2 separate regions of the Homo sapiens genome follow, and region 2 is linked to region 1. A link is an interaction called in ENCODE POLR2A ChIA-PET data of the cell type or tissue named here. Cell type or tissue: Panc1. All regions are shown on one strand. Region 1 has its middle 68 kb from the start of CABCOCO1. Region 2 overlaps CABCOCO1 (ciliary associated calcium binding coiled-coil 1).

Evidence for each region. Peaks named below come from ENCODE experiments on the same cell type or tissue, not always from the same donor. Only the 100,000 strongest peaks of a DNase experiment are listed, where the experiment ranks them.
Region 2: POLR2A ChIA-PET joins it to region 1 with 9 read pairs; 2 of 35 experiments call an interaction of 5 or more read pairs at or near these places.

What each region holds. Positions count from the first base shown.
Region 1 is chr10:61,593,029-61,597,028 of GRCh38, forward strand. No RefSeq gene overlaps it. Among named protein-coding and RNA genes, the nearest start is that of CABCOCO1, 68 kb to the right of the region's middle. In Panc1, no CTCF peak of the experiment used is centred here; no DNase peak of the experiment used is centred here.
Region 2 is chr10:61,668,916-61,672,915 of GRCh38, forward strand. CABCOCO1 (ciliary associated calcium binding coiled-coil 1) reads left to right here. Exons shown (of 8, transcript NM_001366906.2): 2 at 3,717-3,820. Among named protein-coding and RNA genes, the nearest start is that of CABCOCO1, 8.0 kb to the left of the region's middle. In Panc1, a CTCF peak has its summit at 515; no DNase peak of the experiment used is centred here; H3K27ac peaks cover 3,874 bases.

The sequences.
Region 1 (4,000 bases):
ATGGTGAAGTGGGACATATTGGTTACATGTGTAAGATTTCATTTAACATAAGGTTTTGCTGCTAAAGTAAATTTGAAAAATCACTGCCTTATTGTGAATGAAGCCTGAGGACCTTAAAGTTAATGCGTTAAAACTCCAGACTTCAAATCAGACACACAGCGTTTGAATCCCAGCTCCCCTGCCTCTTTCTATGCTCATGGACAACTAATGTAATGTTTCTGAAGCTCCATTGCCTCTTCCAGACAACGGGATAACTACATCTAGCTTTCCTATTTGGGGAGTTAAGGAAGATATTGTGCACAATGGATATCCGTGTGTGAAAGTAGTTAAGGTGAGTTAGCAATCAAATGACAAAAAGTGATGAACTATGAGTGGTACATAGAATCATGACTCCCCAAAGATGTCTAGGTTTCAATCCCAGGAACCTGTGAATATGTCATCTCACATGGCAAAAGGAACCCAGTTACCGTAATGCAGGAGCTGGATCTGTTTTAAAAGAGTTTGGGTCTTTCAGAACCACCAAGCAGTGAAGAGATCCTGAGCCACTATACAGTTAGTATTTGTGGTTGGAATAATTATGCCACTATATGTGTGACATGACCATGGCCCTTGGAAAGGACAGACATGCACACCATAAACTAACACCAACATTATATTCAAAGAAAGGGACTCAGGAGCAATGACAGTTATTTCAGTCACAAGCACTCCAGAGAGAAGGCAGGAAGACATCATGGTATGAAGGGAAAGGAAATACCTTTTCTAACTCAGTCAGTACCAGTGTGATCCTTGGCATAACACACTATCCTGGAGCCTTAGTGTCAATGTATTTGAAGTGAAATTGAATAATATATGTGGCTATGAGGTCCCTACCCAACCTAACTTTTAAAGCCTCTAAGTGGTAAGAACTCCATTTTACTGTCAAAGAGCTCACTGTATTAACATTTCTTTCTCTATGGGTAAACAAGTAAAAAGGTTTATAACCAAGTTACTTTCCTCTTGATGAGCTTTTTGTATGTTTTCTTACTTTCTAAGAAAAGCGCTATATTTTACCAAATTTTACTATTATAATTCCAAACATGAGCCATGATTCTCTAGACCCATTAGCCCTGTTAAACTATTCCCTAAGATATCACAAAAAAATACTTGGTCCTTTTTCTTATCTGCAGTTTCTTCCAACGTTTTTTTCAATCTCCTCCAGCATTTTATTTGCCGCCAAACTGATTCACAAGCCCTCTAAACTGTGAGGCACTGAGGTTTCTGACCAACGTACCAAAAACCTGGGACTCTGGGTTATGTTGAAATGAAAAGGAGATAATTCCGCAACCCTGTTAAAACTACTAAGACAAGATAGTCTCCACAGAAACCAAATATTTAAATTCTAAAATATTGAGGGATAATAGAGTCATTATTATTAAAGTGAAATCATTCAAGCCTCCTTTTGTTGGATATGTTGATTCATTCTTTCTAGTCCTGTGAATTGGACCTCCTAGAATAACCTGATTGGGGCAAATTCAACACATTTTAGTTCAATTTTCTCCAATTCAAACACAACTTGCACAATGAGGTGAGTTTCTAACAATTCAAAGGAACAAACCATTAAATTAAAATTCCTAACTTGATTGTTTGAATCACACTGGGCTAAATTTACATTCTCCGTAACACTGTGGGAATTCACTCTGTGGGAGATTTTTCTAGCTACATTTTTTTAAGCAAACCTTTTCTTTTCTCTTCTTCTTTTTAAGGGTGAATTAGTTGTTGCTGTACCTTTAATGATAAGAAGAAAGAAATAAAACTGGGCTCCAGGAAAAAACAATGAGGCAATAATTTTGAAATTAAAATACAGCGCATGATATATCAATATAATTGTCCTGCGTATGTGGAGATAACTCCGCTTTGATGGTGTTATTTCCTGAGCACGCAAAACCTAATAAAATCTGGAGGCCTGAATTGATGAGAAATTCAGCGTTAGAGATTATGAAAAACACACACTCAAATAGCCAAACAAAATTACTGAAAAACAATTTTAGTGCAGAATTATTTATCTAAGTAATGCAGGAGGATTTATAAAGATCTCTCAACATTAAAATAAATTACTTAAAACACTTAACTTCTTTGACAAAGGAAAATGCGATTATGTAACTAGCTGTTTGACCTTGACCAAGTCAGTTAATGCTTCTGTGCCTCAGATTCCTTAATGTTTTCTTAATCATCCTTAAGGAAACTTTTAATTCTAAAATGTCTATGATTGTATGCTTGTAGTGACAGGTTTTTTCCCCTTATCTTTTATCCATCTCATTTCTTCAAAATGAAATCATTATTTATGGAATAGAAAAGATTCAGTAGTGACCAGCTCACCAATTGATAATATAAATGCCAAATTGCAACAGAATCAGCCATGAAAGCATACAAGCAACCACGAAGTATACGAGGGAAAAAATCATCACGATGCTAGCCTTCCCTACACAAATGTAGTTTAACCACTTATTTGTTTGATGTGACGTTGTGTGTCATTGAACTGTTCCAAGTCTATTTTCTTTTTCTCAAACATAAAATGGAGGTAATAACAGTATTTGCTGCACAGGATTACTGGGAGGCTTAAATGAAACCCCAATGCCTGCCATGCAATAAAAGCTCCATAAATATTTCCCATTACTACCATCATCATCATAAATATTACAGATAAACTCTCAGCTGTGATCACCATTTGGGGAATAAATTTGAAGGAACTGGACATTCCACTTTTAATGTGAACATTACAATTTAATGGAAGATAGGAAAAATTTGGTAGGAGAAATTCTTCCATCCTTTCCTTATAAATAATAGAACATTTGCTCAAACAAATAAGAACTAATTGTCTTACAACAAAGCAATACACTTTGACTGCATAGTCATAAAAAAATTTGTGAGCTATGTGATTCTGCTATGAAGAGAAAAGGTGAAGGAGAAAAAGGAAGAATAATTTTCTGTCTATGCCTTGGCATCTGTTCCCAGGCTTTGAATTATTTTCCCAACTAATTAACCCCTTCTACTTATAAACCCAGAAATCATACTTTATGAAAACTCTGAAGTTTTTCTTTTAATTTTCTTGGATTTTTGTTAACCTCTACTTCTTTTTACCCCACTAATCCCTCTTCCTCATACACACCCGCTGGATTTCTCACAGCTCACTTAAGAGTCATGAAGGTACAGTCTTCTTGCTTCTTCTGTCAGAATTTGATATATTATACCAAGGAATTTCTCTGGCCTCAAACTGCACTGGCAATTCCTAACCCCAAATTATTTGAGTGAGGCTAATTTATTTACATGACATTAATAACAGAGTTCATAACGTGGCTGTAGGTATTAAATAAAAAAGTAAAATTTTAGTAAATAGCTCAGGAGAGGAAGGTGCCCAGAGTGGAGTGAAGAGAAGAAGCCTAACAAGATGGAGGGATGGAGGTCTTAGCAACAGAAAAGACAATGGTCAATAATTGAGAAATTGTCCCTGGACCATGAATGCTATATGTCCTCATTAAAGATATTGATCATGCAATAACACAATGTGAACTGCTGTGTGTACCTGTTTCAATTCCGCACCCATACCCAACTTTTGTACAAATCTCTTATAAATTTCATTTTGTGTCATTGGTCCTTTGAAGGATAAGGTACCAAAGTGAATCTAGTGTTTGGAAGGCAAATTAGTGACAACAAGCTCAGAGACAGATACTAAAATAAAATAAAAAAAAAAAAAAACTAATTCCATAGAAGAAAACAGTTAGAGCCAGAAAAACCTAAGCCCTCAACCCAAGAATTTGGGGGTACATTAGAAGGGATCCTTGAGTTTTATCTCTATATATGGAATGAGAACTCAGGTGAATTTTATGTGAATGCCAAAGGACAGGGTACCCCAGTGGGCTGTTAGGTTGCAAAGGTAAAGTACTTGGCAAGTACTTGTATGCTTAAGTGCTCAACAAATACCAGCTATACTATTAGTGAAGGTTTTCCTTGTTTTGATTTTGGG
Region 2 (4,000 bases), 76 kb after region 1:
TAAAGATCAGATCTGTATTACTGTTTTTTCCTTTTGCTTCAGCTCCAATATGGCTTAGCACAGCACTGCTCCTGCTCCTTGGTTCATTTATTTTAAGGGTTGGGGAAAAAAAAAAAAACACCTTCCAAGTCTAGAATTTGCAGACCAGTCTATGTCCTCTGTGACTAGGAAACTTCTCTTTAGTAAACTTTGGTGAAATCTGTTATCTTTCTTTTGGTGAATACTTATTAAAAATTTTTTTTATATAAAGCACTACCAGTGATGGATACAAAGATGTCCCTAAAAGTTTACATTCTAGAAAGAAAAAATATATACAAATGTGAAAAGTTTAGTTGACATTAGAGAGGGAAAAAAATTAGAGAAAAACATTATCTGGCAGATAATATCAGGCTTACAGTTTTATTGCTCTTGGAATAACTCTTAAAATCCACCAGGTGGTGGAGTAAAATGAATTAACAGTGCCATTTAGCTTACATATTTTCCTAGTTGGAGATGTAATTTTACAGAGAAAGCCACAATTACATATCCACATATTTTAGCTTATTTATGAATTTTCTATTATATCTTTAATTTTTACAAAGCAGAATGTATGTGTTGAAAGATTAAACATTTTTAGCCATCTGATAGCCTTCTCATGCAAGTCACTGTATAAACAAACAAAAAAAGCAGTCTGGTTTAAAATAGGTCCAGGAATATAATTTAAAACAGAAGAAAAAATCCAGAGGCAAACTCCCCTAAAAGATGATTATATTAAGCCTGCAAATTTTAGTAAAAGAATGAGGCTCTAATATTAGGCATCTTAGCTAGAATTAGTACTGTCCAAAAGGTTAAGATTATTGGATTCTCTTTCATATAGTTCTTGTGTGACCTACTTTTCTCCTACCCAGAGATTTTTCAAATCAGATAAATTGATCTGAATGTCTGTATAATTCACTTTTCATGTATATATTTATTCATTATTAATATGACAGTAATCTTGTGTGTATTAAAACACATAAAAATGATATTTAATATGAATTAAAATTTAGGTTCAAATGACTTGCCTTAAGTCATAAAATTAATCAGTAGTCAAACTATCATGAGATCTGGAGTTCCTCTAAGTCCTGCTTTTCATCATGCTCCACTATCTAACAATGTCATCAGATGATGAAGATGAATTTAGACAGTCAGTTAGCAACCTATGTTGACATATCAAGAACTGCAGAATCCTAAAAAGAAATAAAAGATTGAATGACTGTCCCTGAGGAATTTACAATCTAATGGGATTGACCCTATAGGAATAATTATACTTTACCACTCATAAAAATATATATAATGAAAATCATTTAAACAAATATATAACCATATATTATAGATCAAAACAGTACCTTAAACAAAAACTGGGTGCATTTAATTCAATTTGTAAATATCTGAGTACCTACTAGATGCAGCATACTAAAATACTTTTTTCTTAATGAGTTTATAATCTAATTATATGACCTAGTTTAGATTAATTGGCCCACCGTAGCTTACAAAAAAAGTGGTTAATAATGTAGCATATTTTATTTCTAAATTAGATTTTCAAAGATAAAAATGTAGCACAATAACCTAATATTAAATTACAAACATTAAGCCAATTACCATTACCAATAAGTGGTAGGTTTGAGATTTTTCCACTTTTGAAAAAGAAAAAGAATTTGGTATGTTATCTGGTAAACTACCGCAAGGCAGTTTTTTTGCTGCCCTTATCTTTTGGAACTCAATCGCATGGAAGGCTCAATAACTATTTGTTGCACTGAAAAACATTTGCCCTCTTTCCCCACAAAGTCTCATAATTTTTTATTTTTGTGTAGCTGCTGCTGTCTTGCCTCTATTTCCCAGTCTCCTCTTCCATCTCCCCTTCACAGCTCTTCTCTTCATGCCCTGGCTTTGAGCAGTCTCACCCATTGTCACAGTTGCAGTTGACTCCTAAACCAACGTCTGTAAACTTGACCTTTGTGACTCCAGCATTTCTAACTAAACTCTAAACATTTCTTTCTCGCTATTAGTATTCCACCTTAAACTCAGCCACTGAAATCAACTCAACATCTTGCTCTTTAAAAACTAGCATAGTCTTCCAACACTCTATTTCTATCAGTATAAAAAGGGTTGGCTGGGCACCGTGGCCCACGCCTGTAATCCCATCACTTTGGGAGGCTGAGGCGGGCAGGTCACGAGGTCAGGAGGTCGAGATCATCCTGGCAAACACAGTGAAACCACGTCTCTACTAAAAATACAAAAATTTAGCCTGACATGGTGGCAGGCCCCTGTAGTCCCAGCTACTTGGGAGGCTGAGACAGGAGAATGGTGTGAACCTGGGAGGCGGAGCTTGCAGTGAGCCGAGATCAGCCACTGCACTTCAGCCTGGGTGACAGAGTGAGGCTCCGTCTCAAAAAAAAAAAAAGGTTTGACATGTACAGTTATGCAGGTTGTGCTCTGAGCAAAAGCACTTGGCTGAGGGGTGAGTGGGGGCTAAAACTAGACTCTATTCACAGGCAGTACACTTGGACACAGAGCTGTGTCAGCATTAGGGAAATCTTTTCAGCACTTCCTCCACCCAAAGAGGATATCTTTGTCTAACTCACACAAAGGTGGCATATGTATTATTAGTATCACCACCATTTCCTCCAACTCACCTATTTCAGAAACTCAGAATCTCCATTCTTTCTCCCCTCTTTTAGGCCCCCATAACATGACTACATTCACCACTTTCTTTTCATCCACACTGCCAAGGAGACCGGAGCAGCCCAACGCTTCATCCCTGCACTGTTTAAATGGCCTCTTTGTTTAACTCTTCCTCTGCTCCTGTCTTTCCTTCACCCTCCAGTAGATTACCCTTCCTTAAAGCACAGTTTTGTCTTGTCATTTACCTGCCCAGAAACTTCATGGTTCTGAGTGCTGTCTGTATTACTAGAAACAAACTTCTCAGACTACCATTCTTCAACCAGCCAGGGTCTAAAATATTTATGATGCCTTGCTGTACCTTGTGAACACTCAGTACATATTTGTTGAATCATTAAATTTAAGATTGCCCACCATACCTTTCCAATGCTAACTTCCACCTAAGTCCAACTAGTCACCCTCATGTAACCTAGGTAACATTGTGAACTGCTGATATTTACAGAACTCCTTCCTAATTATCCTATCTTCATAACCTTGGTGTTGCTGGTTCATTCACATGGGGCATTGGCCACACCTAACCTTCCAAAGCCTATTCCTGGAACTCCTGTCTATAGAGTTTCCTTGTCTTGTGCCTATGCTTGTCCTTTCTTTTAGACTGAATGCCGCATGTATTATGGCTTACTTGTGTTCTTTTCTTCTTTTAACATCAACCTAGGCTTGCTCCTCTCACTAGATGTTAAGCTTCTTGAGGTTAGCACGTCTTTCTTGTTTGTATTTGCCTCCTCATAAGCCCCAGATTCAATGAGGAATGTTTAGATAATAAATATTTGTTGAATTGAAAACCATCACCCAGTTGTACATATGCCCAAAAGACGGATTGACTAGCCATTTGACTTTTCAGGTGAAAGGTACCGTTGCATAATATGGAAAAGAAAAGATACCATCTCGAAGATTGTTGTTTTTAAATGTTTTTCCTGACAGCAACTAGACTATAAGAAGAGCCAACTTTGTTACTATTGGGTTTAATATATGAAACGTACAATTAAAGTAACTCACTCCACATTGTGTTTTGGTAGAGAGACACTGAATTCCAGGAGCATGAAAAGATTCTGTCTCCGGATTTTCTTTCAGTTGCCCAAATCACTGATTTGTTAATGGAGGACATCGATGGAGTTCAAGAGTAAGCACTTCACTATTACAATCACATGTAGAAGAACAGTTCGAGTTCTGCATCTGTAAATGATTGTGATTACATGTATAAGCTTTTTTCACAATATTTGTTATGATATTATGCACTGAAAAATATCTAGACTTCAAAACACAAAAATTCTCAAGTAACTGACTTTTGGCACTACTCAAC